Linked DNA regions of Homo sapiens: region 2 is linked to region 1. Evidence: read pairs that join two places in POLR2A ChIA-PET (ENCODE). Cell type or tissue: Caco-2. All regions are shown on one strand. Each heading gives the region's core, and the rest is flanking DNA. Links, peaks and the distances in the headings are about the cores only.

Region 1 (2,914 bases), core at 132-2,631:
AATGAAAAGTAAGAATAATCTGGAAAGGTGTGCTGTAAACAATGCATAATTTCCTGTTGAACCACATTTTTTTTCCTTTTCTCTTCTTAGTAAAGTTCAATATTTTTATCATTAAACTTGTTCAGAAAGTGTCTGTCTCTTTAAAATATGTAAGCAATAATAAAAGTTTCTTTTTTATTTGAGATGTTTTATGTCTGTTTTTATGATATTAAATTTTAGATAGGGCTTTTACTCTCCAAATAACTCTAAGAGTTAATGAAATTATCCCAGGTGATTTCCTGAGACATATGTTAATGAGTAGAAAGTATGATTTATAAGATTGATGTATATTATTTGTAAGATACTGGGGATATGAATAACATTGGAATAATGAGTCTGTGACCAGAATAAAATAGCTCAAACAACACAGAAGTTTCCAAAGCACAACTGTTACGGGGTGGGCTACAGGAGGTGAGGGAATAAGACACATTCAGAAACATCTAGATAATTCCAGAACATAACTTCCCCAAAATAACTGCGAATTTCTTCATGCGTTATTTTTGAATCTCTGAGAACTTCTAGAGTGATTTAATGGAAGTTAACATTTTTCCTAGTTCAGAAGGACCCCACAGGGTAGATGCCTCTATCTTGTCTGTCTTTCTAAAGTTTATCCTGAGAAGATGTACAGGAGAACATGGGTAGGTAATTCATGGCAGAATTGAACTTGCAAAGCTTCTTCTGGTGTAATGTGGAAATAGTTCTTCTTGACCTTTCTGCAGTCTTTGACATTGTGGACTCAGCTCTCCTGTTGGAAACCTATCCCTCATTTCCTTAACCCTCTTACAGTCCCTGTTTCTCATCTGCTAGGGCTGCTTCCTGTGTCTTTCTCTGGCCCCTTCTTCTTTCCTCCCCTTGGTTCTGAGGACGCAGCCCCAGGCACCACGCTCCTCTCTCCCCAGAGCCTTCCCCAAGAACTGAATCCCCATGTGGAAAATCAGCCACCCACCTTGATTCAGATGACTATGATCTTCATTCATCTCCTGAGCATGATTCCAGTATTCCCCACGACCACTGGAGGTTTCCACCTGAATGTTCTTACACTCGTTACTCAGAGTGGCTGAAATGTAGATAATCAAATATCTTCCAGTGAAATATAGCTCCCTTTTAAACGTATTCTGTCATCCAATTGTTTGACAATTACCAAGCATTGTCAATTCTTTTTTCTCAATCTCTCTCCTATCTGACCTTTCCTCTCATTCCATTGTCAAGCCATAATCCAGGCCTTTATCCCTTCATCAAGGGGTCATCCTAATAGCTTCTGCATTCATCTTAATTCAATGAGCATTCCTTTAGTGCCTTATGAGTAGATACCGTGAACCAGGTGCTGACGTGCCTGGTAGGGCTACAATGCCGAGAGGCTGCTGGGAAGACAGACATCCGTTAGATACTCACACTGTTAAGCAACTAATCATAAACTGCAGTAAGTACTAGAAAGAAGGTGTGGTGAGAACATGCAGTGGGGAGCTGGACATTAGCCTCTAGGGCCAGACACGGCATCTGAGGAATGAAGAGACATGACATACATCAAGGCGAGGTGGAGGGGAGAATTTACCAGGCAAAGTCCCAGCGCTGGGCAAGTCTATGGGGTGGTTGGAGGCATGGCATGTCAGAGAGACTGAGCATGAAAGGCCTGTTGCTAGAGCGAGGTGAGGTGGGAGAAGGCAGCGGCAGGCCGGCAATGTGAAGTTGAAATAGGAATTCAGGTGTCTATCCTCAGGGCAGAGGCGAGTCTTTGAAGGGCTTAAGCAGGAAGGGAATGACAGGATCAGGTAAGCCTTTTCTAAAGGTCATTGTGACTGCTTTGTGATGTCCAATAGACAAGATAACCTGAAAATCCTCCTGATCCAAAACAACAGGAAATGCTGGATAATATCACAGCAGAGCTGAACTTAGAAGCAGGTGAGAGATATCCTTGGAGCTGTAAATAAAGAGGAAGCTGAATACCCAAGGAGCATGTTGTCACTCACTACTGCATCTCTCCTGGTGGCATTTGCCCATCTCAGTAAACAAGAAATGTCCGTTTTAATGACTGCACAAGGACAGAAGACAAGGCTGGGGGTGAAAGTGGGTTGGGGAATTGGATCTGTGACCCTGCCATGAAAGAGGAGCCTTTTGATTAATAAACAGGGGACTGTATGGTAAATCCGCTTCTCACAAAATAAAATGCTAGAAAGTTTGTCTCTTTTGATCTGGGCTCTAGGTGGGGCTGGGGGAGTCTTCTTAAAAAATATCTTATCGTGGACCTGCCCCAAGTGGGTTTGGAGTTCTTTACACTACTTTCATGGTCCTGGAAACCTCATGCCAAGAAATTAACATATTATAGTAATGGAGTTCACACTGGTCATCAGTGCAGGATTCCTAGAAGAAGAATGGAAATTTTCTCTGAAATTCTCAGTAGAAATGAACTCTAAATAACTTCAAATAATAATATTCATGAATATTTATATAAAAAGATATTTTAAATATTTCAGACTGTATAAATCAATGACTACATAAGTGTGATCAATTTGAGTTGGCGGTCAGAATTATGACATTTTAAGTCCCTGTATTTTTGAAGAAGACAGTCAATATAGAGTGAAATTTAATTTTATTAAATGAAACGTTTGTGTTAAAATTTATGGAGAATTACTAAGATAATACATTCACAACACAAAGGCACAAATGGTTGAAAATAAAAGAATGGAAAAATATGTAGTAGGCAAACACTAACCAAAAGACACCATTGGATTAGGTTGGATATTACTATCCAATAAAGTTGATTTAAGAGCAAAACATTATTATTTGAGACGATTTTAATGCTAATGGTAATTTTAATGGTAAATGGTACAGTTTACTGGGAAGATAAAACAATTTAAAACTTCTAAACATTTAATAA
Region 2 (2,914 bases), core at 216-2,715, 1.1 Mb before region 1:
TGCTCTGGCGTTACCTTCCAGCCAATACGTGGCTGGCAAAGTTGATTGGCAGCGATCTACCTCTCCCAGAGAAGTGCTCGGGGGAGGAGATGGCTTAACCAAGCAGCCCCTGACCCATCTGTGGGGCAGAGCCTTTTTCTGCCCTCTCTACTCTGCTGCCTCACTCGTACCCAGCCACCTGTCGCCTCCCCGGGCTTTCTCCCAGCCTTGTGTTTTGCCTTCCCTCTCATGTCTGTAGCATCTCTCAGATGGGCTTGGAAAGGGACCAAGCAGCCCTCCTAGCTCTCCATTGTGTTTAGAATTAGAAGTATAAAGAAACTCATTTAACATTTTTTCTCACTTATTTGACCTTGGGATGCTTTTTTTTCCCACACTTTACCATTCAGCAAATGCAAGTCAAGTACATAACATACACCGAGAGCCGAAACATGGCTCAAACCTGTAATCCCAGCACTTTGGGAGGCCAAGGCAGGCAGATCACTTGAGCTCAGGAGTTTGAGACCAGCCTGGGCAACATGAGGAAACCTCGTCTCTACCAAAAAAAATACAAAAATTAGCCAGGTGTGGTGACATGTGCTACTTAGGAGGCTGAGGTGAGAGGATCACTTGAGCTAGGAGGTCAAGGCTGTAGTGAGCCATGATCATGCCACTGCACTCCAGCGTGGGCAACTGAGTGAGACTGTCTCAAAAAAAAAAAAAAAAAGCCAGGTATGGTGGCTCACCCCTGTAATCCCCACACTTTGGGAGGCTGAGGTGGGCAGATCATGATGTCAGGAGTTCAAGACCAGCCTGGCCAACATAATGAAACCCCGTCTCTACTAAAAATACAAAAATTAGCCAGGCATGCTGGCGCGTGCCTGTAGTCCCACTACTCAGGAGGCTGAGGCAGGAGAATCGCTTGAATCTGGGAGGTGGAGGTTGCAGTGAGCCGAGATGACACCTCTGCATTCCAGCTTGGGCAACAGAGTGAGACTTCGTCTCAAAAAAAAAAAAAAAAAAAGTGCCAAGCGCTATTCTAGCAGGGGATCTGCTGTGAACTAAGACAGAGTAGGTCCCTGTCCTTAGGCAGGGGGCATCCTTGAGCAGGGAGCTGACATTAACTAGCTCACCAGGCAAATAAGATTACATCATGCAGAGTGAACGCGGGGACAGTGATGTTACATCATGCAGAGTGAACGTGGGGAGGAGTAGCGGGCAGGAGCACTGCTCTATGGGGGTTCAGGACGGCCTCTCTGAGGAGGCAGCACTTGAACTAAGTCCACAAGGAGGAGCCAGGGTGATGAAGGGTCAGTGTGGAAGGCCCAGGCGCAGGCCCTGAAGCAGGAGTTGGGTTGGTGTATGTGGCTGGAACCTGGTGATGGCAGAGGGAACGGGTTGGTGGCTAATGAGGCTACTGGGGTGACAGGGGCCAGATCCTGCAGGATCCTACAGGTCATAAGTAAGGAGTTTGAACTGCATTCTGAACATATGGTAGGAAGCCATGTCAGAGTTTTGATCAAGGGAAGTGAATTTATGTTTTTAGAAGACTCTGGCTTCTGTGTCGAGAGTGGATAGTATGGGTGTAAGAGTGGGAGCAGAGAGACCAATGGGAGGCAGTTGATCCAGGCAGCATTGGGAGTGGTTTACACTAGAGTGGGAAGAAGTTAGGGAGCTGTATAACTTTGATGGAGCTTCCCAGAACTTACCTTGAGGCATTAACCAGATAATGAGAGTATTCTGTGCAGTAAGTAGTTCAGTGCCTGGTGTTACAGTTATCTGTTGCTGCATTATAAACCACTCCAAAACTTAGTGGCTTTTGATCCCTGTATCTTTTTTCTGATTCTGTGGATTGACTGGGCACTGTTGGGTTCTTTACTTAGTGGGCTGAAGGCTGGGTTCACTCATGTGCTGCATTAACCTGAGAGCTAGTTTGGGATTGGAATGACCAGGAGAGCCTCTCTTCCTCCAGAGTCCATCTCCCTGTGGCCTCTAGTTATTAACTGGTCTAGCTGGACTCCAAGAGGGAGAAAGTGGAAGCAAGCCACCAGTTGTCTTAAGACCTAGACTCAAAAGTCCCAGAAAGTTATTTCTGCTACTTTCTGATTGGTCAGAGCTATTCACAAGGTCCACCCAGCTTCAGTGGGTGGGGAAATTTATCCTGCCTTTTGATACGAGGAGCCGCTTAGTAGGGATGGAGGAATTGTTAGTGGCTGTATTTAGAAATTACATACCACACTTTTCAGTTTTACCTTGAAACTGACTTTAAGCCTTGGAAGAATTCAAAGTTGGCCTTTGAAAATTTTGGTGTCCAGTTTGGGAAGGTATGAAAGCAAATTATAATGGAAGGAATCTTGCTCTTTCCTTTTAACAAAGTTATTTTCTAGGTTAAGAGCAAACTGATTCTACAAAAACAAGTTTTTAAACATCATCCAACCCTTCGCAAACAACTTTATAAATGTGCCTTTTAATCTTCCATCTGATTTCTTTGCTATAAAGCCCTAATTGTACATGTTCTGTTAGTACATGACTGAGAGCCCTGGAGCGGCAGTCATTGAAGAACAACATATTTCCAGTCCAGCTCTTGGGGTTTGAAATGAAACACATAAAATCTACCAAGTCTGTTAGGATACCTTCCTAGGGAACAGAGGCCTCTTCCTCATTGAACCCCTGATAAGACCTCTCTGCTACTGAGATTTATTTTAGGGAGGCTGAGGCAGGAGAATCACTTGAACCTGGGAGGCAGAGGTTGTAGTGAGCCAAGATCGCACCACTGCACTCCAGCCTGGATAACAGAGCAAGACTCTATCTCAAAAAAAAAACAAAAAACAAAAGTGACTTGGGTGCTATTGAAAGCATTCCATTTTAAAAGGGAAACAGAACATAAAAGTTCAGAAAAGTTGCAGCCTGACAATGCAGTAGACAAAAAAAACCTATT

The links. ChIA-PET counts read pairs that join two places held together with the same protein. Peaks named below come from ENCODE experiments on the same cell type or tissue, not always from the same donor. Only the 100,000 strongest peaks of a DNase experiment are listed, where the experiment ranks them.
Region 2: POLR2A ChIA-PET joins it to region 1 with 9 read pairs; 1 of 35 experiments calls an interaction of 5 or more read pairs at or near these places.

Annotation. Positions count from the first base shown.
Region 1 is chr20:19,242,892-19,245,805 of GRCh38, forward strand. The region is part of intron 1 of SLC24A3 (solute carrier family 24 member 3); the gene reads left to right. SLC24A3-AS1 (SLC24A3 antisense RNA 1) reads right to left here. Exons shown (of 8, transcript NR_024564.1): 7 at 986-1,397. It overlaps LOC124904879 (a long non-coding RNA gene), which reads left to right. Exons shown (of 2, transcript XR_007067552.1): 2 at 1-182. Among named protein-coding and RNA genes, the nearest start is that of SLC24A3, 32 kb to the left of the region's middle. In Caco-2, for the core only: no CTCF peak of the experiment used is centred there; a DNase peak (open chromatin) is centred at 1,640.
Region 2 is chr20:18,175,320-18,178,233 of GRCh38, forward strand. The region is part of intron 7 of KAT14 (lysine acetyltransferase 14); the gene reads left to right. Among named protein-coding and RNA genes, the nearest start is that of PET117, 39 kb to the left of the region's middle. In Caco-2, for the core only: no CTCF peak of the experiment used is centred there; a DNase peak (open chromatin) is centred at 1,192.